Linked DNA regions of Mus musculus: all the other regions are linked to region 2. A link is a loop called in an ENCODE intact Hi-C map of the cell type or tissue named here. Cell type or tissue: left cerebral cortex. All regions are shown on one strand.

Region 1 (5,000 bases), 1.6 Mb after region 2:
TTTTGTACAAAAAAAAAAAAAGAAATCTGAAATTGGAGAGCATTTGGGTGCTTCTCAGTTCCCACAGTTTCTTGCATGATACACATTATTTGGGGAACTGTCTGGGAGTTCAGTACTTGCTTTCAGTTCTATTTGGAGTTAATATGGAAACTAAGACTTTGTAATATTGGGGGCTCCTTATTAAAATCACAACTTAAATTGAGAGAACTGTACTTATCTCCCACTAGACATTTCCTCCTAAAACCAAATTCAGAGGAAGTAATAACTCTTGTCAGTTCTCCTGTAGACAATTTTAACTATCTGATTAAAATATTTGAACATGAGACTGTCAAGAGAAGAGATGGGCCAAAGAGAGCAAAACCCACTATTATTATTACAAGAGGAGATTTTAGCATATCTCCCCCAAACTCAAAAATGAAGAACACTAATGTTACGTGGGAAATCAGAGAAATAGAAACAACCTACCTCATGGGCATGTGTGGAAACTTCAATCCAACACACACACACACACACACACACACACTGCCTTCTTCCCCTTTCTCCATCCCTCTCTTCAACCCATGCCTTGGATCCAATTGCTCTGCCTTTGAGCCACACCACCAACCCAAGAACATACTTCTCATATACAGAATACAAACAAAATACTTGGGCCAGCAAGATGGCTCAGAAGGGAAAAGGCACCTGCCACCAGTGGGCAACCATCTCTGGGACCCAAAGTGGTAGAAGTAGAAGGAGAAAACTGACTCCTGGAAGTAGTCCTCTAATCTCCATATGTGCGACATGGGATTTGTGCATTTATACACATAGCTACACACACACACACACACACACACACACACACACACACACAAATAAACCAAAATTTTATTTAAAAAAAAAAACTATCCCTGATTTAATATGCTTCTCAATCCATTTTCTAAACTAATAATTGTTTTTCCTTCTATTCCATAGGTCTTTGGAGTATGGTGTGGTTGCAAATAGTAAGGAGAAAAAGGTTGCTTTCCCCATGTTTGCCACTGCAACTTCTTGCTGCTGAAGCAGTTTATGTGCAATTTTCAATGTGTACATATATCACTATATTCTGATTTTAGAAGTTATTTCCATAGACTGTATGGTGAAAAATAACTGTAATTCTAGCAAGGAGGCAGAGGCAGGACAGCTGCCCCAAGTTGGAAAGAGAGAGACAGAGACATACAGAGAGAGAGAGAGAGAGAGAGAGAGAGAGAGAGAGAGAGAGAGCCAGCAAGCCAGCCTTGCTATGTATCCTTGAATCCTTGCTATAAAAACACAAATCATACAGCAATGTATAAAGTAAAGAATGAGCTGAGTATGGTGGCCAAAGCCTATAATCCCAGCACTTTCGAGGCAGGGACAGGAAAAGCAAGAGTTCAGTCATTCGAAGCTACATAGAAAATTCCAGGCCAACTTGGGCTACTGAGACCTATCTGGTTTCTTTCTCCATCCCTCTCACCTCATATCTGAGACAAAGGCTCCCACTGAACCTGGAACCTGGCGATCTGATTAGACTGTGGCCCGGCAGCCAGCAAAACCCAGGGATCCCCTTGTCTTTGCCTCCTCCACACTGGGATTGCACTTCCCTACACCTGCGGGTGTGGCCATCCAACTCAGATTCTACGCTGAAGCAGCAAGCACTTTAAAGACAGAGCTGTCTTCCTGGCCCCGGGCCTATTTTTGCTTTCCTTTGTTTTTACTCTGATTTATTTGTTTACATTGTGTGTTTATGAGTCTCTATGGGGACATGTGACTGTCGGTGTATAGAGCTCAGAAGACAGCTTGCACAACTTGTTTTTTTTAACCTCAAGCTATCATAGTTCTCAAGAGGAAAGGATCAGGAATGGCTTAGTGGCCATTGTTTTATCCAGCTGAACAATCTAGCTGGCCCAACGCTTATCAGACTGTGCACTGTATAATGCATCCTAATCCTGTATTTTAATTGGCTTTCCAATTACTAAGTAACTGCTGGTTTCAGTGGGGTGGTACAGAAGGGTTTCATGTGGGTGCACAACCGGTTATTCTTCTAGATTTTTCATATGTCGCTCTCTACAAGACTACTTCATCCTTTATAAAGCCGGTGTCAGAGAGTCCCACTGTACCGTGAATACACCCTATTTAACAGATTCCTTTAAACATTTTTAATGCTTTTTTAGGGGAAAAAATGTTTGACACTGTCATTGAGGTGCCGAGGCTGCACTGAGGGAATCTAGAAAAGATGTGGGAGCATAGACAGGAGCCTCTGGGCTATAATAAACCAGAGTGGAGCTTGGATAGGACGTAGCTATGTTTCCCATCTTCCTAGTACATGAAATACCTGAGAGTCCATGACAGCCTGGAAGTCTTATTACATCTTTAATAAGATACTTTTTTCCCTCTTCAGGAGTCCAAACTTCCTCCTCCCTAATTACATCTTTAGCTTTTGAAACCCCATCTTAGCTTTACGATCCAAACCAAACCTCACCATGATATAACTTGCCCTGGATGAAAATCAAGTCTCCCTTCCCCAGTCCCGACACTGAGCCTTTTCTTCCAAGGGCTATAAGTACTATGGCACTGTGCTGAAGAGTTTTCTGCCTCCGCCTCCGAGGACCTTACCTAATTTCTCACACATGTGCTAAAATAAAAACAGTCTCCTAGGGGGAAAGCACCTGCAGCCAAGCCTGATGGATGACCTCAGTTCAATCCCTCTGACCGCTCCTGCAAGCGGTTCTCTGGCCTCCACACATGCGCTGTAGAACGCGAGCCGTACACATATGAAACGCCCACACATAGAATTAAAATTACGTGCAAATGACATAATTGTTAGCGAATAAACAGCTCTTTTCTGCTAATACACAGCTGAAAGAGAAGGCAAAGTTCCGTAGGGGGAAGGGGGAATTGTCACCTAGGCGTCCTTGGGTGTAAAATGAGAGCAGTGCATAAGATCAATTAAAAGATGGAAAGCCCTTATATAGTAGAGTCTGGTGGGTGTTAAGCAATGAATAAACGTCTCTGTCAGGATGCAGAGCCCGGCAGGGGGCGTGGCCACCGGAATTACTTTGGTCCACAGTCCCCGCGGTCATGTGATTGCTAAGATGGCGTCGTCCTGTTCGCGGAGGCTGCTAGCTGCCGCTCTGCTGCCTTGGTGCTGCGCCGCCTGGGCCCTGGGGCATCTGGACCCACCTTCACCACCACCGCTGGTGATCTGGCATGGGATGGGTGAGTGGGCGTGGACGGGGGCATCCTTTTCCCCCCTCGGTTCTTAAATCTGGAAAGACGATAGGGATTCCACAGCACCCGCCTAGTCCAAGGTTTTCGGATTTGTTGCTCTGCACGGAAGGGACGACAACCAGGTGTCTTTAGTGAGTGCTCAGTGAGTATTGTGCACGGCTTGGTTTATGCTTTGTTAAAATCCTGGCAGCAGTAGCATCAGCCTGCAGTATCTCACAGTCAGTCCAGCCTGCCCCTGCAGAGCTGGACTGCACACTCAGGCTTTCATTCCTTCACATCTGAATAGAGATCTACCAGGGGCCTTCATGTCCTTTATACAGTTACCTCAGAGCACCTGCTATACCTGAGCATGAAGCATTCTCATCTTTCTGGAACTTGCTGTCCAGTGGGGGAAACGTATTATAAGGAAATACGGGAAACTTGTCAAATGGCCAGGAGTGCAGTGAAAACAGAAGATAGAGCCTCAGGTGTGAGCTTGTGCTTCTACGGAGCAAGTTAGAACAGGAAACGGGATTCACCCAAGAGTGACAACTGAGTAGAGCTTAAGAGGATGCAGCACCATGGAGGGAGCAACTGGCCAGATCCTCCCTCCCGCCCCACCCCCCCGGAGCTCCCAGGGATTGGACCACCAACTAAAGAGTACACATGGAGGGACCCATGGCTCCAGCTGCCTATGTGGCAGAGGATGGACTTGGACATCAGTAGGAGGAGAGGCCCTTGAACCTGAGAATGTTCGATGCCCCAGTGTAGGGGAATGCCAGGGAGGGAAGACAGGAGTGGGTGGGTGGGGAACACCCTCATAGAGTCAGGGGGAGGGGGGATTGGATAGGGGGGTTCCGATGGGGAGACCTGGAAAGGGGAAAACATTTAAATGTAAATAAAGAAAATATCCAATAAAAAAAATAAAAGAAGGAAAAAAGAGAAGAAAAAAAGGAGGACGAGGGAAGATGCCATAGGGACATGTGGTCACAGGAGCAGCAGGTGCAAAGGCCCTGAGCTTGGCAGACTAGCATGCAGAGCAGTGTAGCAGGAGCAGCGGGAGCAAGGGAATAAGAGGGTGGACAAGTATGCTGGGGCTTTTAAGATTAGTGTAAGGACTTGGAATTTCACTAGGAACTTGTGAGGTGGTAGAATTTACATTTGTAAAGAACTGTTCTAAGCCCTTTGTGCTAGCTAGCAACTGTAAAGAGCTAGTTTAGGAATGTAACTCCCCAGCACTCCGGAGGCAGAAGCAGGAGGAACACCCCGAGTTTGAGGCCTGCATGATCTACATGGCAAGTTCCACATCAGCCAGAGCTACATGGGAAGACCCATATAATTAAAATTAAAAATGACGTTGAAAGGATCTATTTCTGACACTAGATGTCTATGCATACCCTAAGTGATCACTGAACAAAAGCTGTGGCTATGAGCTCTGGGGAGAAGTTGTCATTAGAAGAAAAGGGATTGAGAACAGTCAGCTGAGATCACAGGGAATTCAGGTGCTTGTCAACAGAACCAACAACAGGCATTTTCTTTGGGAGCTCAGATTTAAAACTATATATATATATATACACATACATACATACATACACATACATACACATACATACACATACATACATACATATACATATATATACACATATATTTTAAAAAATCAAGTGTGTGTGTGTGTATTGTGTGTGTGTATATATATGTATATATACACACACACTGTAGTTGTCTTCAAACACACCAGAATAGGGAATCAGATTCCATTACAGATGGTTTGTGAGCCACCATGTGGTTTACTC
Region 2 (5,000 bases):
AAACATGAACCTCAGAAGAGACTGTGTCTTGGTCTTGTTGGAAAGCCCTTTGTTACATAGACATCTTACATGAGTGTCAAAATAAATAGTATGAGTGGGTTTAGACAACAGTTTTTTTTTTTTTTAATTTGGCTTTCCATCAGTTTGATTTGCTTGATAAACTAATTATTAGCAACTAGTTCACTAACTAGTTCACTCAGAAGTCAACACAAGAGAAATATGGCAGAGATTGCAGGGCTCTTTAGGTCCTTGGCTTCTATTTCATTTTATTCTTATTTTTAATTAATAATTAATTAAAATAATTCATTAATTTAGGGTTTTCAAGACCGGGTTTCTGTGTGGTCCTGGCTGTCCTGGAACTTACTGAGTAGACAAGACTGGCCTCAAATTCGGAGAGACCCACCTGCCTCTGCCTCTCAAGTGCTGGAATTAAATGCACGCACAAGCACAAATGGATCTTGGCCTTTTTTTTTTTTTTTTTTTTTTAGAGGTTTATTGTGAGAGAGAGAGAGAGAAGAAGAAAAGGAGTGGCAGGGAGCGTGGAAGGGGAAAGAAGAAAAAGAGCCTTCATTTTTAAAATAAATAATACATACATTTTAAAAAGCTGGGTACAGTGGCACTTGTTTTTAATCTCAGCACTGGATGAGGAAGGCAGCGGGGAGAATCTCTGTGAGTTTGAGGCCATTATGGTCTACATAGCAAAGCCCCCATCTAAACAAGCAAACCTAATTAAAAATCTTTTTATTTTTATTATTATTATCATGATTATGTGAGTGTATGGGGTGGGGGAGAGGACAACCTTGGGAAGCAGCTCTTTCCTTCTGCCTTGTTTTTGAGTCAGGGTTTCTCTTGCTTCTGCCATGGTGCATATTCTAAGGCAGTTGACACTCATGGGTTTCTCCCGTCTCACCATAGGAATGCTGGAATTATAAATAGGTGCCAGTGTGTCAGGCTTTTTAAGGGATCTAGCTAGATTGTTAGGTTTGCCCAACCTTCTTGCCAGCCATAGGTTTTTATCTTGTTGAGTGGATGAATTCAGTTTGAGCAGAAGTTTACGTAACAAAGGTGTAGAAGCAAAACTAAGCACAGCTAAGCAAAGCAAGAACTTCAAAGACTGCGTGGAGTAGACTGCCTCAAAGTGGAGAGCAGCACGCGATGCTGTATTGTGGCTTTTAAGGAAGTCTGCATGAATATTTATGAGGTGAGTGGCATATTCATGAGTAAGGTGACTCCTCTTCTGTCTAAAATATAGTGGGCCAGATCTTCTTTTCTTTTAGGTGCTTCCTCCTATAATCGCCACACAAGATGAGGGATGCAAATGATATTACAAGGGAGTGAGGCCTTTTGAGGCTGCAGACCCTTTGTTACCGCACACGTGTGGGAGGATGCCCTGGAGAGTTTCTTTCTGCTCCGGTGGGAACAGCCTCACTACAGCTTCAAGACATTCAACCACAAAGGAACCGCGGCGGATACAGCTACCAAGATGCAACGGTGGTTTTCCTTGGTTACCTAACGTCTAGCACCTTGCCAGGAGCTGGGGGCGGTCCACTCCCGGTAAGAGGTGAGGCTGCAGGTGCCAGTTAGAGGCTGCCAAGACCGCTTTGTTTTTTCCCTAAGCCCTGTCCTTCCTCTTGTGGCTTTGCTCTCTCATCACCAACTGCAAGCCCCTTTATTTCTCATCCCCAGAGTTCCTATCACTGTTTTAAACCTAACATTCATTTTTAACTCGCATATTTTACTCTACCAAACCAGAACATGTCTCTTGGTAGCTTTAAAATATTCTTTTTTAAAACTAAATTATTTTATTTATTTACATTCCAAATGTTGCCCCCCCTCCTTGTCCCCCTCTCCCCCGAGTTCCTCATCTCCTCTACCCTCCCCTTTTCTTCTGATAAGGTGCTCCCCATCCACCTACCCACCCTCACCTCACCCCACCAGCATCCCCCTTCCCTGGGGTATCAAGTTCCTACAGGATTAAGTGCATCCTTTCCCACTGAGGCCAGACAAGGCAATCCTCTGCTGTATATGTGTCTGGGGCCACGGACCAGCCCATGTATGCTCTTTGGTTGGTGACTTAGTCTCTGGGAGTTCTGAGGGGTCTGGGTAAGTTGATACTGTTGTTCTTCCTATGGGATTGCAATCCCCTTCAGCTCTTTCAGTCCTTCCCCTAACTCTTAAATAGGGGTCTCGACCTCAGTTCAATAGCTGGCTGTCAGTATCTGCATCTGTCTCAGTCAGCTGCTGGTAGAGCCTCTCATTAAAATATTCTTTTTAAAACTCCGATGGTGAAATCTGTTTTAAAGAAGACAGCAGGCCAGTCCCACAGCACACCCTGCTGGCTGCAGCTCTTATATACTTCGGAAGTTCTGCATACTCTTTTTGGCCCATTAATTTAGCTATTTTTGCCAGTGGACTGGTTTAAGAATTTTAGTTTTTAAGATTTGTTGGCGACTGAGAATTTTTTTTTAAAAAGTGCATGAAATAGAATTAAATTGTAAAGCCCTCCCCAACTGAAAATGTGTGCGTACACATGTGCATGTGCGTATGTGTGCTTAAACCTGGAAATCTTGCCTCAGAACTGCACAGAATTAAGAATCTATTTTAAAGTCAAACCAATGGACCAGTGGGCTGCTCAGGCAGCTTGCCACAAAGACTGATTAGTTGAGTTCTATCCCTGGGACCCACATGATGGGAAGAAAGAACAGACTCCCACAAGCTGTCTTCTGGTTTTCACACTGGTGCTGTGGTACACACACACACACACACACACACACACACACACACGAATGAAGGAATAAATATAATTTAAAAATTTAGTAAAAAATTAAAACATGAGAATAGAGACTAGAGAAGATGACTCAATGGTTAGGAGCACTTGTAAAGCTGTGAGGATTGGAGTTGGCATCTCAGCATCCACACACCAAACCAGGCATTCCACGCATTCTTATAGACCCAACTCTGAAAACCTGGAGACAGGAGAGTTCATGAGGTTTGCTGGCTTCCAGTCTAACCAGGGAAATACAAACCACAGGCTCAGGGAGAGACACTGGCTTAAAGGGACAGACAGAAAATAATACCGGATACCTGATGCCCTTCTGAAGTTGGAGTTACAGGCAGCTGTGAGCTGTCCAGCAAGGGTGCTGGGAAACTGAACTCTGGTCCTTTGCACAATCAGCAAGCTCTCTTAACCATAGAGTCATCTCTTCAGCCTCATGGAAAACCGTTAAAATGTGGTCAGGACATTTAAAGTGTCAAAAATGGAAGTGACTGACCAGGAATGGTGGTGAATGCTTTAAATCCTAGCACTCAGGAGACAGAGGCAGGTAAACTCTGTGAGTTTGAAGGTAGCCTGGTCTACATAGAGAATTTCATATCAACCAGGGTTACACAGTGAGACCCTGTCTCAACAGAACAAAGCAAAGCAGAAAAAAAACCCGTGTTTAATGATTTGCTCATTTACTTATTTTTAGGAGAGGGTCTTACGTAGCCTAGGCTAGCCTCCAACTGGCTATATAGATAAGGATGGCCTTGAGCTCTGTGTCCCCCTGCCCTGTCCCCTTTCTCCCAGGTGCTAGGATTACAGGCTTGTGCTACCATGACCAGTTCCATTACATAGTTTATGAGCAAGCTCATTTTATGAGATGTTCTGTACAAAACTTTGATGTACTACACAATGCTTTAGTGCACTTGTAAAGTTCTCTTGTCTAACCTGTACTTACATACCACAATGGTTACTTGGTACATACATATATTGCTATTAAATAATGAGTAGGCATTTCCCCAGAGGGAGATGGGTAGCAGCTTCATCCTTACTCACCAAGAAACTATCAGAGTTCCTGTGGGATCAAAGTAAAATTTTATAAGAATATAATACATAAAGAGGAGAAAGCCCATGGTGGCTAAGAGGGCCCTGGCACCATACGTGTCAAACTAATACCTTCTGGTTGGCCTTGGTGGTACACTCTTTTAATCCCAGCACTCTGGGGCAAAGATAGGTGGATCTCTATGGCTTTGAGGCCAGCCTGCTCCACATTGTGAGTTCTGGGTTAGACAGGGCTACATAGTGTCAAGTCCAAAGTGGCCCTCCAAAGAATATCAGTACTGGTGACAATGTCCTAAACAGAAAGATTTAGGTTAGGTAACAGAAGGATTTCTATTGATAGATATTATGTAAATAGAGGCCTAAGGGCAGTTTCTGTTTTCCAGGAATATCTCTTAATTCCATCAACTACCTCAGGCTAGGATTCTGAACAGCCTGTGTCATCTTGAAGGCCCCTACTCTGTTGACTTTTAAAGAAAATTGGATTGCTTTCCCCCTTTCCCTCTACTCCACATAACCTAGAGAGAGAGAGAGAGAGAGAGAGAGAGAGAGAGAGAGAGAGAGAGAGAGAGAGAGAGAGAGAAAGAGACTCCAAAACCAACCAACCAACCAACCAACCAACCCAAACAAAAAACCTCATCAATATCTTTTGAGAATCAAAATATAAAAAGAGAATGCATACTAACATTGGGAGCAGTAAAAGCCATACCAAAGGGTCAGGCCAGTTTGATGAGATTGAAAATAATGAGGTCAGTTTGTGAGAGATCCTTTGGCACATGATAGAGAAAATAGGCATTTATTTTTAACCTACAAGGTCCACCACCGTAACAGCTTCACAGACAGTCCCAAAATCGCACAGGCACTGCTGATGGCTGTGAACTTCCTACATTGTTAAGTAAAATAGATGTTAACAAGCTGCTGATTTTTTTTCAGTATTTAACACTAGTAATTCAGCTAGTCGTTTTCTCATATACATCGTGTTGCTTGCATGCAACTGAACTGTGGTGGTGATTGCAAAGCAGATAGGTTCCCTTCTGGTCTGCACACAAGCAGAGTTGAAATTTGTTTGCTACATTAACAAAGTAAGGATGTTTTTACAGGTTGGGAAATAAATAAATATGGCTATTTATAGATAAAATTAAGTAATAAACACACACAGATACCTTTTCAACAAAAGATG
Region 3 (5,000 bases), 250 kb before region 2:
AGCAACATAACATTATGCTAAAGCTGGAATCATAGCTCAGGGGCACAGCTTAGAGTTTCTGCCTAGTGTATGTGAGGCCCTCGCTCAATCTCTAAACAAGGAAGAAAATGAGTAGTCTATGGTTTGAAAGTTGGTTTGTTCTTTTTAATACTGGGGATCAAAACCAGCAAGCTTCCTACAGGTTAGGTGAACGCTCCCTCACTGGGCTATACCCTTAGCTCAGAAAGTGTTTTTTGTGGTTTTGTGTTTTAAATGGCTGCCTACATACATCTAAAACTACAAGTGTTGTATCGGTAACTGCCAAAGGTCCCACCATCTTAAAAGAATAATAATTTTACTAATAGAAAAACACACCTATAATCTCAGTTCTTGGGAGGCTAAGGTAAGTACAGAAAGAGTTAGAGGCTTGCTTGTCACAAAACAACAAGAAAAATAAAATTTTGCTGGGTACAGTGGCACATGCTCTTAATTCTAGCTCTCAGAGGGTAAAGCAAGGAGATCTCTATGAGTTCCAGGCCACCCAGTGAGACCCTGTCCCAAATAAGTAAATAAATACAATAAAAATTAGAATTTGACAAACGTGTTTGACAACTATTAAGTTTTCCTTCTCCTTTTTCTTCACCTTCATGATCAATTTAGCATTCAACCTGAAACTGCTCTTACATGGGTACAAGAGAAGCTGGCTAAAGGCTGTGCTGGTACCTGAATCTGTTCTTGAGTCCACTGGTCGAGGTTCACTGATTTTACCCTGGATATATGCACCCCCAAATTCCTGTGGATCCCAGCACACCGAATGCAGATGAACACCCCGATGTTCCAGGAGGCCCATCTCGGCCCTGTGGAGAGCGAGACAGGACAGATTATGAGAATGCTCGTCTGTGCTACTTAGATTATCAAGCAGCATTTTGGCTAAAACCAAATGAGATTTTACTGCAATTACCCTTTTTACTGACTTTATTCATTCCTGTAGATCAACATTTATTTGACTTTCAGCTTAAACTCTGAGTATACAGTACAGAGGTTCCCAGGGCAGTCACACCGCTGCATGGTGATCACCACTCTAAATCCAGAAGTTTTATCACTCAAATCCCAAACCTACTAGTAGGTACTCTGTATCCCTGCTCCCCACCGGCCCTTAGCGCCCAGTCCCTGGCAATCACAGGTCTACTTTCTGCCTAGGACTTGCCAGTTTCAGACATCTAATATACATGGAACTATGTAACGTGAAGGCACAAGACATGCTTTTAGTGTCTAATCAGTGCTAAAATACATGTCATAGTACTTTGTCACTTGTATGAAGAAAACTCCCAGGAGAGTGGTGGAAAGCCACATCTAAGTCTCTCTAACCTGGCACCTTACACCAACAGTGGAAGATGCTGTAAAGGTGAGGGGCCTGGATTCAGCTTTCTTCCTAGGAAAAAGGATACATGCATTGCAGGCCAGCCAGGCTCATGCTGAAACTGAAAACGCTGGTATCCTCTCCTTCCTCCAGCCTATAAAATATGCATCCACATTAACCTAACAAGATCCCTAAGCCGGGCTGATGTCCCTACTTTACCCAACTACAGAATTATCTAGATTCAGAATTGCCAGATAATGTAGTTACCTGAAAGCTTATTAGTACAAAGAGAAATCTCACACATGAGTTTAAAAAAAGGTATAGAATCTCCTATCCCCTGACAGTTCTCTTTACCCTAATAATACCTCCGCAAAATCTCCAAACTGTTTCTCATAATTTTATATGGGGGGAAAAAGACTTATATGACAGTTACCAAGACTGACTGAAAAATCTGACGTGGTTCCTTCTCCACCGTTCCTCAGAAACTAATGACATGGATTCAGCACAGTATCACAATTAGAGGTTGAAGTGATGCCAATGCTGCTGGCTTTCTACAGAGATTAGCAGGCCTGTGCTTGGAATAAGAAAGTTGCCCAGCCTGAGATATTTGACAGCAGTATTGATAAACAAATGCTAGAGTCTCGTGGGAACTCTTAGAAATCTGAATCCATAATTATTATTAGAAAGAGACTATTTTGATTCAGGTAAAGTCCATTATGGCAAAATACAGAATGACAGGAGGTGCAAGTCTTCCTCGTCACCACCAGGGGGTGCTCTCTGCTTGGAAGTTTATTGCTATTTTCACTGGTTCAGGTTTTTATCTTCTGAAAGATCTTCAATCTCTCTAGTCCCTAGCTGACTGCGCAGTCTCCCACAGACTCCGAGACACACAACGCCTCACATACTTGTTCCTGGTAGTGGGGTGTCATACAGCTGCAAAAGGAAAGAGCCAAACCAACGTGAAGGAGGTTTCTCATGGTGTGAATTTCTGGTTTTGTTTCTACCCTATGATCTTTACATTTTTTAATGGGATCAACCAAATAAATATCAATTATTTCATACTTCTTTGGCATTTTTTCTGTGTTCTAGATTCGAGAGTCTTGAAATCGAGATAGCTAAGATGAGGCCAGTGAGATAGCTCCACAGGTCATGGCACTTGCCACCGAGGCTGGTGACCTGAATACAATCCTAGAATCTACACAGAAGGACAGAATGAATTCTCACAAGCTGTCCTCTGGTCTCCACACATGCAATAGGACCCCACCACACAAACAACACAACACACACACAATGAATAAATATAAATAAGCAAGCAAACAAACTTAATAAAATTTTTGGAAAGAAGTTAGCTATGGAAGATTAGGCTATCTACATTCTGGGTCTAAGTCAAGAGAAAGCAGTCTACAGTCACCTAAGATACCAGCATCACTGTGGGATCTCCAGACACTTACAGTCTTAAAAGTCTTCCTGCCCTGAGTCTACACACTTGCAAAGACCCCAGAGTAGAAATACAGGCAACTACCTTTTCATAAGCAGCCAGGTGACAGCCTCCCTTCCTCTCCCACCCCCACAGTCTTCCCTCCCAGCATCCCTCCCACACTTCGCCAGTGAGATGGTGACACTTCTCATTTCTACCTTACTCGGTCTCTCTCCCTCACCTGACCTCCCTGAACCTGAGTCTAAACCAATGACCTCATGCATTCCAGGCTAAAGCTCAACCACAGCCCTTCAACCTGAGTTCTCTTTCAGTTTTGAGCAACTAGACTTATAACAGTCACCAACTACACAACCCATAAGAGTCCGTGAAACCAAGGAAGAAAAAAAAAGTTACTTATGGGCTAGGAGTGGAGCTCAGTAGTAAAGCCCTTGCCTAATACGCTAGACTTTGGGCCTCAAGCTTCAACACGTTCCCCTAGTTTATATGGCTGAAAATGTGGGGAAATGGTATAGTTATTAAAAGTATAGTCTGTGAAGTCAGAAAAGACTGCGGCTCCATCAGTGATTACCAATATGACCTTGAGAAACTTGTACTTCCCAGGCTTCAGTTTCTCCATCTATAAAATGTGTTTTATAACACCTACGTCAAATTGCCTAAACAGAGAGAACAACAATAAGTAGCGCCTGCACATAAGAACACGATACAGGAGGATTCCAGGACACACTTCCCATCAATCTCCACCGAAGGACCAGTAAACAGACTCACGCATGTCGCCCCAACGCTGTCCAATACTTCAGGATGTTGGGGGTGCTGTTTGTTGTGCTTTTTCCCATTTTGAGACAAGATCTCACTATGTAGCCGTCATTAACCTCTAACCTGTAGCAATTCCTCCTCCTCTGCTTCTGCAGGTGTGGGATTATAGGCCTGTACCAAGTCCTGGCTTTCTCCACTCCCTTTATTTTAAAATAAAATTTATTATATGTGTTTTATGAGATGCATGGTAAAATACACAAAAATGGTTACTACAGTAGAATGGAACCATTCAGTGATGCAAGAAACACAAAATTTTAAACAACTTTATTTCCTCCAAAATAGTCCAAAGCATATAACTTAACCGCCCTGGCTGCGATCCTCTGCACGCAATCCTTGTCCTTGTGCCAGCATGTGCTAGCACTCATACACAGATGTCCAAGCTGCCAGCTTGGATGGGGGATGCTCAGATTCCACAGTGCTTGACATCACTGCTGCAAGGCCTTGCAGCATCTGCTTACACCTGGTGATCCTGCAACTCTCCCAGAGACATCATCCTGAAACTAAGCCTGGAAAGAGGTGATGCAAAGTAATGTTCTCAACGGTTCTGGACGCAAAAGGAGTCTGCGGAGCACACGCCACAGGAGCTACAGCACAGGTTCTGGAGGTACTGCCTACTTCACACTGACAGGAGTCGTTCTGCGATGAAGAACTCATGAAAACAAAGAAAGCAGGTAGATTTGGTTGATCAATTTTAAAAAATCAAGTGTAAAATATATCCACCTAGTAAGGAAAAATCTGGGCTTATACACACTGCACACACACACTCTGATGCCTGAGAGCTGGTGGAAAGCATGCAAGCAATGTCCAGCTTGTACTCCACTCTGGACAGCACTAAACCCTGAATACCTGCTGCAGCCACTGCAGCTTGTCACTGACCCCATGCCCACCAGAGCTACCAGGGTTAACAGGGACGTGCGAAGCAAGAATCTCTTCATTTTCTGTCTAGCCCTATTCGGTGTACCCAGAAACTTCCTGAATCTATCCATTTCCTTTCTTTAAAAAAAGATTTATTTAGCCGGGCGGTGGTGGCGCACGCCTTTAATCCCAGCACTTGGGAGGCAGAGGCAGGTGGATTTCTGAGTTTGAGGCCAGCCTAGTCTACAGAGTGAGTTCCAGGACAGCCAGGGCTACACAGAGAAACCCTGTCTTCAAACAAACAAGCAAACAAACAAACAAACAAAAAGATTTATTTATTTTCATTTTATGTGTATGAGCGTTTTGCCTACATGTATTTAGGGATACTGTATGTGTGCCTGGTACCTGTGAAGGCCAGAAGAGGGTGCCCTTTTCCCTGGGACCCATCTTAGGGATGGTTGTAATCTACCATGTGGGTGCTGGGAACTAAACCTCAGTCCTCTACAAAAGCAGTAAGTGCTCCTAACCACTAAGTCATCTCTCCAGTCCCCCTCT
Region 4 (5,000 bases), 130 kb before region 2:
CTGGCCTCTGTAGTAAAATCAATATCTTTGTTTGTTGGCACCGGAGAAGGCCATAGTGGCCTTAGAGATTGGGCTAGAAATTGGGTAGGCTGCAAGGGCTCAATTTCAATAGGTAAATGGGGAAGGGCCAACAGGTGGTTAACAACAGTGCCTGTCATCATTTCTTGAAAACGAAGGGAATCTGCCCATAAAGACTGAGAGTGCTTAAGAGAAAAGGGCAGTAGTATCTTATCAGGTTCCTTATTATAAGTTCTTCTCACCAAGCCCCTTGTCTTTTTTTTTAAAAATATTTTTATTAGGTATTTTCCTCATTTACATTTCCAATGCTATCCCAAAAGTCCCCCATACTCTCCGCCCCCCACTCCCCTACCCACCCACTCCCACTTTTTGGCCCTGGAGTTCCCCAGTACTGGGGCATATAAACTTTGCAAGTCCAATGGGCCTCTCTTTGCAGTGATGGCTAACTAGGCCATCTTTTGATACATATGCAGCTAGAGTCAAGAGCTCCGGGGTACTGGTTAGTTTATATTGTTGTTCCACCTATAGGGTTGCAGATCCCTTTAGCTCCTTGGGTACTTTCTCTAGCTCCTCCATTGGGGGCCCTGTGATCCATCCAATAGCTGACTGTGAGCATCCACTTCTGTGTTTGCTAGGCCCCGGCATAGTCTCACAAGAGACAGCTACATCTGGGTCCTTTCAGCAAAATCTTGCTAGTGTGTGCAATGGTGTCAGCGTTTGGAAGCTGATTATGGGATGGATCCCCGGATATGGCAGTCTCTAGATGGTCCATCCTTTTGTCTCAGCACCAAACTTTGTCTCTGTAACTCCTTCCATGGGTGTTTTGTTCCCAATTCTAAGAAGGGGCAAAGTGTCCACACTTTGGTCTTCGTTCTTCTTGAGTTTCATGCGTTTAGCAAATTGCATCTTATATCTTGGGTATCCTAAGTTCCTGGGCTAATATCCACTTATCAGTGAGTACATATTGTGTGAGTTCCTTTGTGATTGGGTTACCTCACTCAGGATGATGCCCTCCAGGTCCATCCATTTGCCTAGGAATTTCATAAATTCATTCTTTTCAATAGCTGAGTAGTACTCCATTGTGTAAATATACCACATTTTCTGTATCCATTCCTCTGTTGAGGAGCATCTGGGTTCTTTCCAGCTTCTGGCTATTATAAATAAGGCTGCTATGAACATAGTGGAGCATGTGTCCTTCTTACCGGTTGGGACATCTTCTGGATATATGCCCAGGAGAGGTATTGCGGGATCCTCTGGTAGTACTATGTCCAATTTTCTGAGGAACCGCCAGACTGATTTCCAGAGTGGTTGTACAAGCTTGCAATCCATCAACAATGGAGGAGTGTGGCCCCTTGTCTTAAGAGCAAGTTTAAAGGTGATTTCATATTAGAAAGCTACCTTATGTAGATCTGAGCTTAGTGCAGCCAGATGAGGGGCCCATTTTGCCACAGGGTCCCTCTGTAGTCCACATAATTATTGCCAGCAAAGGCCTTAAAGGGTTATGTCTATTAAGGCTTGAGTCAGACAAGTAGGTCATTATCTTCTGCAGGTGTCTCTTAGTGTCCTGGGTGGGGACGTTCTTAGTAGAGGGGCTATCAGGGCTCTCCAATAAGGAGAAGAGACTTCTCATCTCTTGATTGGGGATCAGGAGAAATAACTTTACCCAATTAACAGGCCCACACAATGATTGAAGCTCCACAAGGGAGTAGGTCCGAGAAATAGAGAAAGCCAGCAGTCTAATCTGCTAATTCCAGAAAGGTATATGGGGGAGGGGGGAAGGGAGGGGACAACTGACTGCATTTTTTTTTTTCGGGCCAACCCACAGATTAAGCTCTTCTAAGTCTTTTAGGAGAGCTGTGAGGTAGCTCCTTGTGAAAGAGATGAATCAGGATGTGCCAGCATAATGTTGTCCATATAGTGGATGATCAAAATATCTTTAGGGGCTGCCCGTAGTGCCTCAGACACATAAGGCTGGCAGATGGTGGGACTATTTTTCATTCCCCGTGGGAGGACTGTCCACTGGTGTCTCTTAGCTGGGTTTTGCATATTAGGTTCCCACACTGTAAAGGCAAAGCGGCATCTGTCCTATGGTGCCAGGGGATTTGGAAAAGGCAATCCTTAATCTCCATCACCAGTCTGTGGGAGGGCACCAGGATGAGTCAGTCCCTCCTGAGTAGTCCCCATTTCTTCCATTTGTTCACTGATAGCGCTCATATCTTGTAAGAGTCTAGATTTTTCTGACTTCTTTTTTTATGACAAAGATGGGGGTGTTTTGTCTACTGGTTGAAGGTTCTAAGTGACCAAGTGTAAGTTGCTCCTCAACCAGTTCTTTGAGTGTGGACAATTTTGGTTCAATGTTTGGCCATTGATCAACCCAGATATTGGCAAGTGATACCCAGGCCAACGGTATGGGGTCAGGTTCTGTGATGGCAGGAGGCCCAGGGTGGGCAAGTCTCTCTTAGACTTGGGGGCGATTCCCCTTTTAGCTGGATCCATGATGTCATCAAAGAAGGCCCAACTGTCCGTTGTAAGAACGACACCTATATCCCCTAATACGTCCCTGTCCCAAAGTGTACGAGACACATCAGCAACAATGGAATTCCATCTAGGTGTATAGTCATTATGGGTGAATATAGAAACATGAGGCGAGCTTAATATACAGTAGGCTTGGAGAAGTACCCTCTTATTGACAAGGCTGACGGGCACTCATTTTAGAATTAAAACATATCAGAGTTCTGAGACCTGCAGTCTCGTGCCCAGCGAAATACTTTATTACAGCAAGGGCACTTTGTTCTTGGCCTAGCGTTAAGGGCAGTCCCTACAGACTTGTCTTTCTGCAGCTCCAGCTGCCTGCCCTAGGGTCAAGGTCTTTGGTGGCTGCTACCCATTTATGAAGGTCATCATTATGGACTGCTGCCACCACATTGCGGATTGGGGCATTAAGACCCTCCCAATCCAATTGTTTAAACAAACATGTTTCAGGTGGGTCCTAAATCGACCCTTCTCTCCACTGCCTCAGTAACCCTCATGAGAAAGTCTGTAAAGGACTTGCCTGATTGTTGTACAAGGTTATGGAAGTAGGCAGAGAGATCTCTGGGAGTGCAGGCCTTAAGGGCCTTGAAAGACAGATCGGCCACCTAGTTGAAGTGGGTATGTTGGCAGATAGTAACTCCTCACAACTGGAGGCTTTGTTAGGATTCTTCTGAACTATCATTAACATTATTTTTATTTTATGTATAGTTAAAATGACACGATTAAAAAATTAGAATTCTTCTGATTATCATTGCAATTCATAAGTAGCTGATCAAATTAAAAATAGAAAATTTGATAACATAAACATAAATTGTAAAATTCTATCATCAGTCTGTTAGTGAGCTGGATATAGTGGGGCAAATCATAGTTTATAAAATAAGAGCATATTTGGGGATGGAAAGATGGCTCAGCAGTTAAGAGCACTGTTGCTCTTGCAGAGGGCCCAAGTTTGATTTCTAGTGCCCACATGGGAACTTATAGCTGCCTGTTACTCTAGTTCTAGGGTATCAAATAACTTCTTTTGGCCTCTATAGACACCAGGAAAGCAAGTGGTTACAGACATGCAGACAGTAATGCTCCCAGCCCCACTCTCCACCCCAATACACACACACACACACACACACACACACACACACACACACACACACACACACAGGTTCCAGGCCATGCTGGGGCTACCTAGTGAAACCTTGCTTAAAAAACAAACAACCCCCCCACCACATTCTCCTTCATGTATATTCTCACCTTTACTCATCTCTGAGTAATTCAGGAGTCCCCAGTCAGACTGCATATACTTCTTACAACAAGGACCAGCTTGAGACAACCTATTTGCAAAACATGGCCCTCTGTGACTGGCTTCTCCAATGTCTTCAGCATGGACCTCAAAATCACAACCCTGACCACCCTCTCTCCTTTCTCCATCTGCTCCAGTCTGGCTATCTTGCATTACCATGAGGCCCCAAGCCTGCTGAGTCAGCACCCTACCTGTTTGTGCCAGGCAAATGTTTTACCACCAAGCCATAGAACCCATCCTTGGAGACATTTCCAGCTATCATTACCCCACATTATCCACTGCATACAAAGTAGATACTGGGCCCTGCTGAAGAGAGAACCAGATCTTTGCAGTGTGGTTTCAATATAGTTCTCTATTTTATTGATACACCACTGCACACATGAGGGAAGCAGTGCTTTTCTGGAAAAGATTGGAGTTCATCACATTTCAGATGTGGAAGTGAACCCTGATGTGGGCAAGGGACTCTGACAGTCAGAGCAGCTGCAGTAGGGTTCAGAGGAGCAGTCCCGCTTCGAAGCAGGTTTCCGGGCGACGATTATCCCCTCCAGGTCTCGCACTTTGTTCTCCACCATCTGAAGTTTTTTCAAAATTTTCTCTTGCAGACCCAACGACAGGAAGATATTATTATTGTCTTGAATCTGGCGACCGCTTCCTTCTGGGTTGGCTAGCAAAACCTGAAAAAAGTCTGAGCCCTTCTTGTAAAGTTGGTAGAGTGTGATCACAAACATCACTATTTTCTAAAACGAAACAAGACCAGTGTCACTCTGTCATGTGCATGAAATGTCACAGTTAGCCACAGAGCCAAAGCAGAATAAAGATCTCCTAGTAACAACCATCCATCCCCCATTTCTAAGCCAAGCTTTCCCTTCAACAGAACATCTTCACACCTACTTTTAATTGTTTTTAAAATCTTTTAAAGATATACCTTATTATTTTATGGGTATGCGTGTTTTGTTTTCATGTATGTAAATATACCAGTTATATGCCTGGCTGGTGCCCAAGGAGGCAAAAAGAGAGGTTTGGCTCTCCTGAAACTGGAGTTACAGATGGTTGTAAGCTGCTGTGTGGGTGCTTGGAACCAGACCTGGGTTCTGTGGGAGAGTAGCCAATGCTCTTGTCTTTGCCGAGCCATCTCTCCAGCCTCTCTACTTTTAAT
Region 5 (5,000 bases), 1.8 Mb after region 2:
AAAACACAGCCTCTCCCGTTGTTAATGTTTTTTTCCCCCAAAAGACACCAGACAGCGTTGAAATTTCACAACTTTTCAATGTTTCGAATCAATTTGAAACGTTTTAAAAACCACCGTGCAGGCTTCCAGTTTGCAGTTTCGGGCTCCTTGCAGTTCATCCTTCACTTCTTTTGTCATAATAACAATAAAAATTAGCTTTTAAAAACCCTCGGCTATTTACTAGCTGCTGATGTGCCTCGGGCAGAATTCCTTGACTCTAGCAGTCTCCAGAGCAATGGAACGAACGCCTAGCACACTCCCGACACGGAGAAACTCAGAGAAGTCCATTCCTCTAGTTGGTAGAGGAGCCACGATTCCAAGCTACTCTGCAGAAACTGCCTCCAATTTAGAAGAGCCAAAGATGTGTGAGATCATGAGCTGTGTTTGCGTTTACCGGTGCCTCCGCTCAAAAATGGATGCCTGAAAGAGCAAACGAATGTCTCAATGAGCCAAAGCATAGAATCCTCTTCTGGTTCATTCTATATGTGCCTGAGAACCACAGCCCTGACCCAAGAATGTGCTCAAGGGGGTCCTCGGTGGCTCAGCGGGGAGCGGGGCTCGCACAATGCAGGTGTTGGCCGCTCCCTCCCTTCCGTTGCTTTGAGGCTCAGGACAGCCCCGACCGCTGCTTCCTGCAGCACAGCCCTGGGCCTGCCACGTCCGCTGCCTGCATCCCAGCCCCAGAGCCCAAGCAAAGGTGGGCGGGATGACCATAGGAAAGAGGTACCCCTAATCAAGTATGGAGCACTTGGCAGTGTCTTGGCTCAGAGAGCTGGTGTTCAGGGTGCACTTTTCAGCTGTGTGGCCATCACATATCCTCCTTGTCTTTTGCCCCATTGCCTCCCTACTTCCTTCCTTAACACACAGTACCAGGGTAACAAGGCGTGCCCCTTTAATTCAGTACCTTTTACGTCATGGGACACCTTCTTGGTTATGGAAATAGTCGGATGAGAGCTTTGCTTGGATGAACTCATTGTGCATACACAGAAGCCAGACCTGATGATAAACAAGTATTTACCTGGGTTGGAAAGATGACTCAACAGGAAAGGGTGCCTGTCTCCAAGTCTGTTCACCCGAGTTCAGTCAGTCCAGGATCTCACATGTCAGAAGGAGACCTCCTCAAGTCACATACCACACACACACACACACACACACACACACACACACACACACACACACGATTTTAAAAGGAGAGAGGTGAGATGGTGAGAATTCACCTTGTTTTCTGATCATGTTGCTAGCAGGTATCACAAGCTTCATTCCCACTTCAGTGTCTTATACTGCTGTGTTCTAAAGCCAGCGGGGAGACACAGGTAAAACTAGCTAACCCTGACCCTCAGGAAGCTCCCTGCCAGTGAGAGACTGTGTTCCATCGCAGGCAGAGAGATGGTGATGCTCCCTTCACCACTAGGCATGCTGAGTCTCTGGAGCAGGCTGCAGCTGTTACAGAGCCTGAGCCTGCAGCTAGCACCTTCAGGCCACGCTTGGACAATAGCACAGTGGTGGACACATCCAAGAGGCCCCCAACAGCAGGGCCTGATAACGTGGACCAGTCCCTCCACAGGGATATTTCTGAATGTGTCTCTGGTCAGAACTGGAAAAGCCCAGCCCCTCAGTACAACATCTGGGTGGAAAAGACCTAAACAGGGATGCAGGGATGTTATACCAGGTATTTAAAGCAATCTACGGTGGAGAGGAATCAGGAGTGAAGAACCCTGGTTTGTAGCATGTGTAGGTTTCCCTGAAGTAAATATTCTTTCATGGCCAACTTCAAGTTACCAGTTTTAAAGATAGACAATAGCATACTTCTCTATAATACCCCCTGTGTAACAGAGTGATGGTACCAGTAAAATATAGTAAGAAATGAAAAAATTATGTTTGCAGTCATTTTATCATTTATTTTGAGATAGGGTCTCATGGTCTGAGCCAGTCTTGAACTATGGATCTTCTTCCTCCCAAGGGCTGAGATTATAGGCATGTGCCACCATGCCTGCCTGCAGTCATTTTTCATTTGGTTGATTTAAGTGCAAGTTTGTATAGCCTAATTTTTAATGACTGTGGTTAACAACCCGCTCCCATGAGGTCTGAAAACGCAACCAGTGTCTCTCATCAAGCCGGTACAAGCCAGCTCCCACACAACACTGGGTTTACATCATTACTCAGGTCCTCAGCTGTGGATTGGATTGAGTGGCTTCTCCATCTCTCGAGCCTGGGTTTCCCTCTAGTGGACAGAATCATCATTTCCAAGTAACTGCAGCTGTGCCCAGAGCACAACACAGTACAGTCTCGAGGTTTACGTGACACGTGGTCAAGAGTTCCTTTTTTAAAAATAGACTTATTTATGTATCTCTACACATGAATGTATACACATAAAAAGTCCTTTCAAGAAAGACAATAGCCTGGCAGTGGTGGTGCATACCGTTAAATCCTAGCACTCAGGAGGCAGAGGCAGGCAGATCTCTGCAAGTTCGAGGCCAGCCTGGTCTACAGAGTGTGTTCCAGGACAGCCAGGGCTACACAGTGAAACTCTGTCTAGGAAAAAGTAGGAAGGAAGGAAGAAAGGAAAGAAGGAAGGGAGGAAGGAAGGAGAGAGGGAGGGAGGGAGGGAGGGAGGGAGGGAGGGAGGGAGGGAGGAGAAAGGAAGGAAGGAAGGAAGGAAGGAAGGAAGGAAGGAAGGAAGGAAGGAAGAAGGGAAGGAAGGAAGACCAATAGCTTCTCAATTGTCTGGAAGTACTACACACCTGGGATTCCATCTCTGTGAATGGCATTATCTCCAGGATTTCTTATCAGCTGGAGAAATGGCTCAGTGCATAAAGCTTTTACCATATTGTGAGGTCAGGAATTCAGATCCCTGGAACCCACATAAAGTAGCGTGTATCTGTATTCCCAGAACATCAACAATGAGAAGGAAGGTAGAAAGAAGTGAAGTCCTGGAAGCCCAAAGGCCAGGTAGGTAGTCTGGGTTAAATACAATCATATGCAACAAAGAGACCCTATCTTAAAGAAGACAGAAGGTGAAAACTGACACTCAAGGTCATCTCTGACCTCCATACACATGCCATGCCTCATACACATACACACATACACATCATACACATACATCATACAAACACACACACATACATACAACATACACATCATACAAACACACACAAACACACATACACAAATTATACACATACACAGATAAACACACACATACATATACAAATCATACACACGTACACACGTCACTCATATACATACACTTACACATACAAACATACATCATACACACATCGCTCACACACATACAAACATACATCATACACACATTGCTCACACACATACAAACATACATCATACACACATCACTCACACACATACAAACATACATCATACACACATCACTCACACACATACACAAACATCACACACACACACACACACACACACATACATGCACTGGAGAAATGCCTCAGTGTTTGGTTTAAAGAGTATACTGCTCTTGCAGAGGACCAGAGTTCAATTTCTAGCACTTTGGGCAACTCATGCTGAGTGTAACTCCATCTCCAGATTTGTGACCCTTGTCTGTCCTCCTTTGGCACCTGCTCACACCTGCATTCACCTGAGCACATACACATGTACACGTGAACAAACAAACAGATAATCTAGAGCCAGTGAGATGGCTCAACTGGTTAAAGTGCTTACTGCGTTTGGAGTCTACCATGGTGGGAGAGAATCAACCCCAGTGAGTTGTGCCCTGACCTCCGTAGGCACTCTGTGGCCCTGCAGTTTGTGCACAGGCACAGTTCGCAATCCTGTAGCCGATGTAGCAGCTCAGAATGGCTACTCGAGCCCTTCAAGCTTAGGGGCCAGCCCTCCCTTTCCAGTTATCAATCTCTCTCCGAGAAGGCAAACTGGAACAGCCACTTTGGGTTGCAAGGCTGGATGTCCACAGAGAAGGAACAGGAGCCAATCAGATACAGAGCTGAGCTCAGACCACCCTTTCCCTCGCGGTGCTTGGAATCTTGGGACATGTTCTTCCCACCGTGCAAATCCACTTGGGTTTCTTTCTCCCCAAACCCATGGCACACACCCCATCATTTTTCTCTCCAGCTTCTCTGGCAAGCAGTTAAGCCTTAGCTAGGAATCCCAAGATCATTGGCTCAAACCCCACCACCATTTTATTATTATTTATTTATTTATTTATTTATTTATTTATTTATTTATTTATTTATTTTTAGAGCATAAAACTGATACTTTGGAAGTTCTCGTGGCTGGGCAAGTCACCACACTAAGCAGACTGCAGTTTAATTCTGCACTGCATTGCCTAGTGGAGATAACCACCTTACAGATGGGGAAATTGAGGATTGGTACCAGCTGATCTAGTTTGGTTCAGCCTTTAAGTGTTAAGAGACAGCTTCTGCACAACCTGCTTCTCTTTGTGAAAGCTGCTGTTGCCCTTCTGGGCCTGGCCACTTCCTCAGGCTTGTCTGCAGAGCTGAGCACAAAGTCACCAAGAACCCTTTTCCCACAGCGCTTAGGGGCAAGGCCGCATTCCTTAGAGGGTTCCAAGGGAAGTGTGGCTTTGCAGTGAAACCCAAGCAGAGATAACAGAACCACTGATATGGAATGAAAAATGAGCCCTTGATCTGGTTAAAGGCTTCAGATGTTCCTTTCTCGTCCTCTGCTGTGTCCCTTCATTTCTACTGGGAAACTTGGTTTTTGCAGTGCTGGGCGTCAGACTCAGAGCCTTGCCCATGCTGCATCCCCAGCCCCCGGAATCCTAGACATCCTCAAGGCTCAGATTGAATTTCCTTCCTCCTGAAAGCCCTCCACACTGCCTGGCCCAATCTGATGATGAAAGTAAGAAGTGCTGTCCTGTGAAAGGAAGAACAGGTTTCCCGCTGAGTGAGGGTGGAACACACGTGGTGTCATCCCCACTCACACCACCAGTTTCATGATGCTTTAGGTTTAGG
Region 6 (5,000 bases), 200 kb before region 2:
CAAACCACACTCTTGGGGGGCAGATCTGCTGAGGACTAGGCCTAGCTGAGCACGGAGCTGCTCCCAGGGCGGTTCCGGCTCCTTTGTTTGTTTGTTTGTTTGTTTTGTTTTTAAAGGTTTGCTTTATGTATATGAGTAGACTGTAGCTGTCTTCAGACACACCAGAAGAGGGCATCAGATCCTATTACAGATGGTTATGAGCCACCATGTGGTTGCTGGGAATTGAACTCAGGACCTCTGGAAGAGCAATCAGTGCTCTTAACCACTGGGCTATCTCTCCAGCCCTCGGGATCCTTTTATGAGCTATTTTTTTCTTTCTTAGAGTTTGGTGTGGCTTTCATGCCTGTAATCTCAGCACTCAGGAGGCTGAAGTAGGAGGACTGTTAATTCTAGGCCAGCCTAGGCAACAAAGTAAGCCCCTATTTCAAAAAAAATAAATAAAAGCAAATGGCTGGAGAGATGGCTCAGTAGTTAAGAGCACTTGCTGGTTTTGCAAAGGACCAGAATTTGAGACCCAGCGTGTGCGTAGGTGGGCACCTTACAACCTCCTATAACTACAGGCTGCTGCCCTTTTCTAGCCTCTGAGGGCACCTGCACTTATATATACATCACACACACACACACACACACACACACACACACACACACACACACACACACGTTTTATGCCTTTAAGATAAACAAACACTCCCAAAGAGACTCACCCCCTGTTCCACTGCATCCCCTGCCTTTGCATGGGACTAACCAGCTGAGACTCCTCTCCATCAGGGAAGCAGGATTGGCTGTCACTTACTGTCGTCTGAATAGTCTGAATACATGTTTTTCTTCCTACCTTTGCTTACAAAGTGCCTTCTGCCTAAAGTAAACACCTAAAGCTTTCTGGGCACCATGTTAAACATGCCTTGGCTGTAAAGAGGGCCTGGCATACGCATGCTCTCCACGTTACAAATGAGGACAATGAAGATCAAAGAGATGAAGTGACTTACTCGCCCTGGTCACTCAGCCAATACATAGGCAAATGAAACTCTAAGTGTATTTGAATCCAAATTCTAAATGTTTTAAATTATCTTTAATCTTGTGTATATAAAATTTTATGCATTTATGAGGAAGGGGTGTGTTGTGCAGATGTGTGACTGTGGAGGCCAAAAGTGGCTTCAGATCTCCCGGAGCTGCAGTTACAGGAAGTTGTCAGCTGCCCAGTGTGGGTGCTAGAAACCAAACTTGGGTCTTCAGTAAAAGCAGCAAGCTCTTAGCTGGGTAGTAGTGACAATCCCAGCACTTGGGAGGCAGAGGCAGACAGATTTATAAGTTCAAGGCCAGAATGTCTACCAGAGTGAGTTCCAGAACAGTCATTGCTACACAAATCCTGGAGGGCTGCCTAGTTCTGATTCTTGAAAGCCATGATCTGTCCCCCAACTGAGTTATTTTGTTGTTGAGGTTTTTTTTCTTTGTTTGTTTGTTTTGTCTGGTTTTGCTTGTTTCTTTTTTTGTTTGTTTGTTTGTTTGTTTGAGACAGGGTTTCTCTGTGTAGACCAGGTAGGCTGAGAACTCAGAGAGATCTGCTTGCGGCTACCTTCTAAGGGCTGAGATTAGACTAAAGATATCCATCGCTGTCATCACTGCCCAGCCCGAGTTCTTTTTCAAAGACAGGCTATTTGTGTGCCAGTTCACACACTCGTGGGAATTGCTTCTTTCTTTCCACCATGTGGATGGAACACAGGTCCCAGAACATCAGGCACTTTGCGTCTTATCCGCTGAGCCATCTCACTAGCTGTGCCCAAACTGTGTTCTCACGTGTTTGTCTTCTTCCCATAGAGCTCCAGAGAAATGGGCTATTTTATTAGTCACCAGCATGAGGTGCTGTGAATAATGACCACGAGGTGGCGCCACCGCACCAGCCAGCCTGATTTCGGTTTTTGGAGGTGTCCGGGCTGTCTTACCGCCAATTAGAGCTTAGGGAACTGAAACATTCCTAGAGTTTCCCGGGCCTCACATCAAACTTATGATTTCAAGGAGTCTTCTCTGAAAGTTCAGAACCAGCTAAATGAAAACTTGTAACAATCTTCTGCCCTCTGTCATTTCTTTCTGTACATACCCATATCCCCATGCTGTGGTCTCAGTGGAGAAGGGAGCAAGTCTGGTCACTGGGAACCATGTTGAACAGGAAACAATGGTAATCACGCAGATGTGTGGTCTTGGGAAAGTCCCTTCCGCCAAGCCTGTCTTATTTGGCATTAAACAAACAGATGTAAGTCAGGGCTGACATTACTGAGACAATACTCAGTGGTTAGAGCGCTTGCTGCTCTTGCAGGGGACCCTGATTCAGTTTCAAGCAATCACACCATGGCTCACAACCATCCATAACTTCAGTTCCAGGGGATTGAACATCCCTTCCGACCTCCGTGTGCACCAAGAGCTGCATACGGTGCATATACATACGTTTAAGCAAAACACTCATACATACAAAATAAAACAAAAATAAGTCTCACCAGGTGATAACTGCAGCACTTGGGAGACAGAGGCCAGCAGATCTCTGTGAGTTCTAGGCCAACTTGGTCTATAGAGTGATTTCCAGGATAGCCAAGGCTACACAGAGAAACCCTGTCTTAAAAAACAACGATGTGAGCCAGGCGTGGGTTCCAGGACAGCCAGGGCGATACAGAGAAACCCTGTCTCGAAAACAAACAAACAAACAAACAAACAAACAAAACCAGCGATGTGGCTGGAGAGATGGCTCAGTGGTTAAGAGCACTCACTGGCTGCTCTTCCATAGGACCTGAGTTCAATTCCTAACAACTTCATGGCTCATGAACCATCTCTAATAAGATCTGGTGCCCTCTTCTGGCATGCAGGCATACATGCAAGTAGAACACTGTATACATAATAAAAATAAATAAATATTAAAAATAACAAAAACAACAATAATAAATTAAATGAACAAATAAACCAAAAAAGAAAAAAGAAAAAAAAAACAGACATGATCAGAGGACATACCCTCACTGAGTTAAGGTGAGGACTGAGTATTTGGGAAGTGTGGCATTGAGAGAGAATATTCATTATGGCTAAGGCAGGGACTCTGTGCCTGATAATTCCCCCAGGCAGACTGAAGAGTGGGACAAGAGATGTTAAGTCTCAGATCTGTGTGTTCTTTACAATATAAATTCAGTCCTAAAGAGGGGCTGGACATCCAGCACAGATGCCAACTGCTTAGTCAACATGAGGGAAGCCCAGGGTCTGATCTCCCCAGCACCTCTTAAACCATGTAATCCCTGCATTTGGGAAGTAGAGACCAGAGGGTACGGAATTCATGGTCATCCTTAGCTACATAGAAATAGAGAGGAAGGAAGGAAGGAAGGAAGGAAGGAAGGGAGGGAGGGAGGGAGGGAGGGAGGGAGGGAGGAAGGAAGGAAGGAAGGAAGGAAGGAAGGAAGGAAGGAAGGAAGGCAGGCCTGTGCAACACACATGCATACACATGTACACATAAAGGAAATAATCATAGCAGAAAATGTTTAGAAGAAACAGAATAGAATTCCAGATGAAATGTGTTAGGTTTCACTGGGAAGTCATGGGGGGGGGTTAATGTGAATCCACAGCACTAATAACCTAAGCATCGCCACTGGAGTACAAGCAAGCATTTCCAGAAGGAAGGATGGGGAGGGGTGGGGGGGGGGGAGAGGACTTTACGTGAATAAAGGGCTACTGAGAGCGAGGCTACAAAGACGGTCTCCAGCAAAGTGTCTCTAGGGTGTCGATATCTAGGTCTTCACAGTCCCCTTTATGTTCCAATTTCTGTCTTGTTGGATCTGCAACCACCCATGACCTCAGGGAAGGACATCTCCTTTGCCCAATGCAACTCGCACCTGTTATACAAGGGGAGGCTTGGTAACAGCTAGTATATTGCTGAATTAGCAGGTTTCCATTTTAGTCTTGGTTGGGTGAGCTGCATAATGCCAACCACTCACTAATAACAATTATAAACTCTGGTTAAAATGTACAGTTGGCAACAGTGCCTAATGAAGTGGGGCTAGAGAGATGCAGTTAAGGACACTTCTTGTTCTTGCAGAAGACCAGGGTTCAGATCAATGGCTAATAACCATTGGTAACTCCAGTTTTAGGGGATCCTGTGTCATTTTCTGGCCCCTGCAGTCCTACATGCATATGGTACACATACATACACACCCAGGCACACACACAAGATTGATTGATGGATGGATGGATTGATACGCAAATGAAATGAATTAAGGCTCAGGAAGGTGGCCCAAAGTAGCTATCAACTAGAAAGTGACTCATCATTTAAAATAAGAGATCTGGGGCTGATGACATGGCTCAGCAGGTAAAGGCATCTGCCATCAGCCTGCCAACCCGAGTTCAAACTCAGGAACACATATGATGGAAGGGAGAGCAAGAGAGCATCAATCAAATCAACTCCCACAAGTTGTCCTCTGACCTCCGTATGCTTGCTGTAGAGTGAAGCTCCGTCCCCCAATAAATAAAATGGAAAGATGAAAAAAAAAGTTTCTGTGAGCTCGTGAGGTGGCTCAGAGGTTAGGAGCACTGGCTGCTCTTCCAGAGGTCCTGAGTCCAATTCCCAGCAACTACATGGTAACTTATGAGCATCTATAAAGGGATCTGTTGCCCTCTTCTGGCATACAGGTGTAATGAAGACAGAGCACGCCTACATTTAAAAAAATACTTAAATTTCAAAAAATGTTTTAGTAAGGGCTCTCAGGAGGAACAGAACCAAGGGGGATGAACACACACACACACACACACACACACAGAGTTTTAGTTAGGGTTTTATTGTTGTGAAGAGACTCCATGGCAACTGTTATAAAAGAAACCATTTAATTTGGGCTGGCTTACAGTTTCAGAGGGTCATCCATTATTACTGTGGTGGGAAGCATGGCAGTGTCCGGGCAGACGTGGTGGTGGAGAAGGAGCTGACAGTTCTATGTCTTGATCAACAGGCATCTGAAGGGGACTGTGCTCCACAATGGGCA

What was found. Peaks named below come from ENCODE experiments on the same cell type or tissue, not always from the same donor. Only the 100,000 strongest peaks of a DNase experiment are listed, where the experiment ranks them.
Region 1: it touches region 2 in a loop (3-fold over the local background); 5 of 42 quality-filtered maps call a loop at or near these places.
Region 3: it touches region 2 in a loop (7-fold over the local background); 13 of 42 quality-filtered maps call a loop at or near these places.
Region 4: a loop joins it to region 2, with 11 times the contacts of the local background. A loop is called at or near these places in 4 of 42 quality-filtered maps.
Region 5: a loop joins it to region 2, with 4 times the contacts of the local background. A loop is called at or near these places in 7 of 42 quality-filtered maps.
Region 6: it touches region 2 in a loop (12-fold over the local background); 17 of 42 quality-filtered maps call a loop at or near these places.

The regions. Positions count from the first base shown.
Region 1 is chr4:122,833,167-122,838,166 of GRCm38, forward strand. It overlaps Ppt1 (palmitoyl-protein thioesterase 1), which reads left to right and starts at 3,061. Exons shown (of 9, transcript NM_008917.3): 1 at 3,061-3,213. The coding sequence starts at 3,090. In left cerebral cortex, CTCF peaks have their summits at 3,029 (motif pointing right) and 4,992; DNase peaks (open chromatin) are centred at 2,298 and 3,040; H3K4me3 peaks cover 1,669 bases; H3K27ac peaks cover 1,529 bases.
Region 2 is chr4:121,229,973-121,234,972 of GRCm38, forward strand. It overlaps Gm30102 (a long non-coding RNA gene), which reads left to right and starts at 948. Exons shown (of 4, transcript XR_868091.1): 1 at 948-1,201; 2 at 1,278-1,561. In left cerebral cortex, a CTCF peak has its summit at 2,339; DNase peaks (open chromatin) are centred at 1,140, 1,408, 2,325 and 2,639; H3K4me3 peaks cover 436 bases.
Region 3 is chr4:120,984,493-120,989,492 of GRCm38, forward strand. It overlaps Smap2 (small ArfGAP 2), which reads right to left. Exons shown (of 10, transcript NM_133716.3): 2 at 703-836. Among named protein-coding and RNA genes, the nearest start is that of Mir7015, 14 kb to the left of the region's middle. In left cerebral cortex, a CTCF peak has its summit at 2,098 (motif pointing right); DNase peaks (open chromatin) are centred at 2,169 and 3,959.
Region 4 is chr4:121,101,474-121,106,473 of GRCm38, forward strand. It overlaps Tmco2 (transmembrane and coiled-coil domains 2), which reads right to left. Exons shown (of 2, transcript NM_001081312.2): 2 at 4,178-4,581. The coding sequence ends at 4,264. Among named protein-coding and RNA genes, the nearest start is that of Tmco2, 5.2 kb to the right of the region's middle. In left cerebral cortex, no CTCF peak of the experiment used is centred here; a DNase peak (open chromatin) is centred at 2,031.
Region 5 is chr4:122,983,037-122,988,036 of GRCm38, forward strand. No RefSeq gene overlaps it. Among named protein-coding and RNA genes, the nearest start is that of Mycl, 10 kb to the right of the region's middle. In left cerebral cortex, a CTCF peak has its summit at 2,258 (motif pointing left); DNase peaks (open chromatin) are centred at 584 and 2,236; H3K4me3 peaks cover 565 bases; H3K27ac peaks cover 732 bases.
Region 6 is chr4:121,026,998-121,031,997 of GRCm38, forward strand. No RefSeq gene overlaps it. Among named protein-coding and RNA genes, the nearest start is that of Col9a2, 10 kb to the right of the region's middle. In left cerebral cortex, CTCF peaks have their summits at 1,877 (motif pointing right), 2,834 (motif pointing left) and 4,634 (motif pointing left); a DNase peak (open chromatin) is centred at 1,877.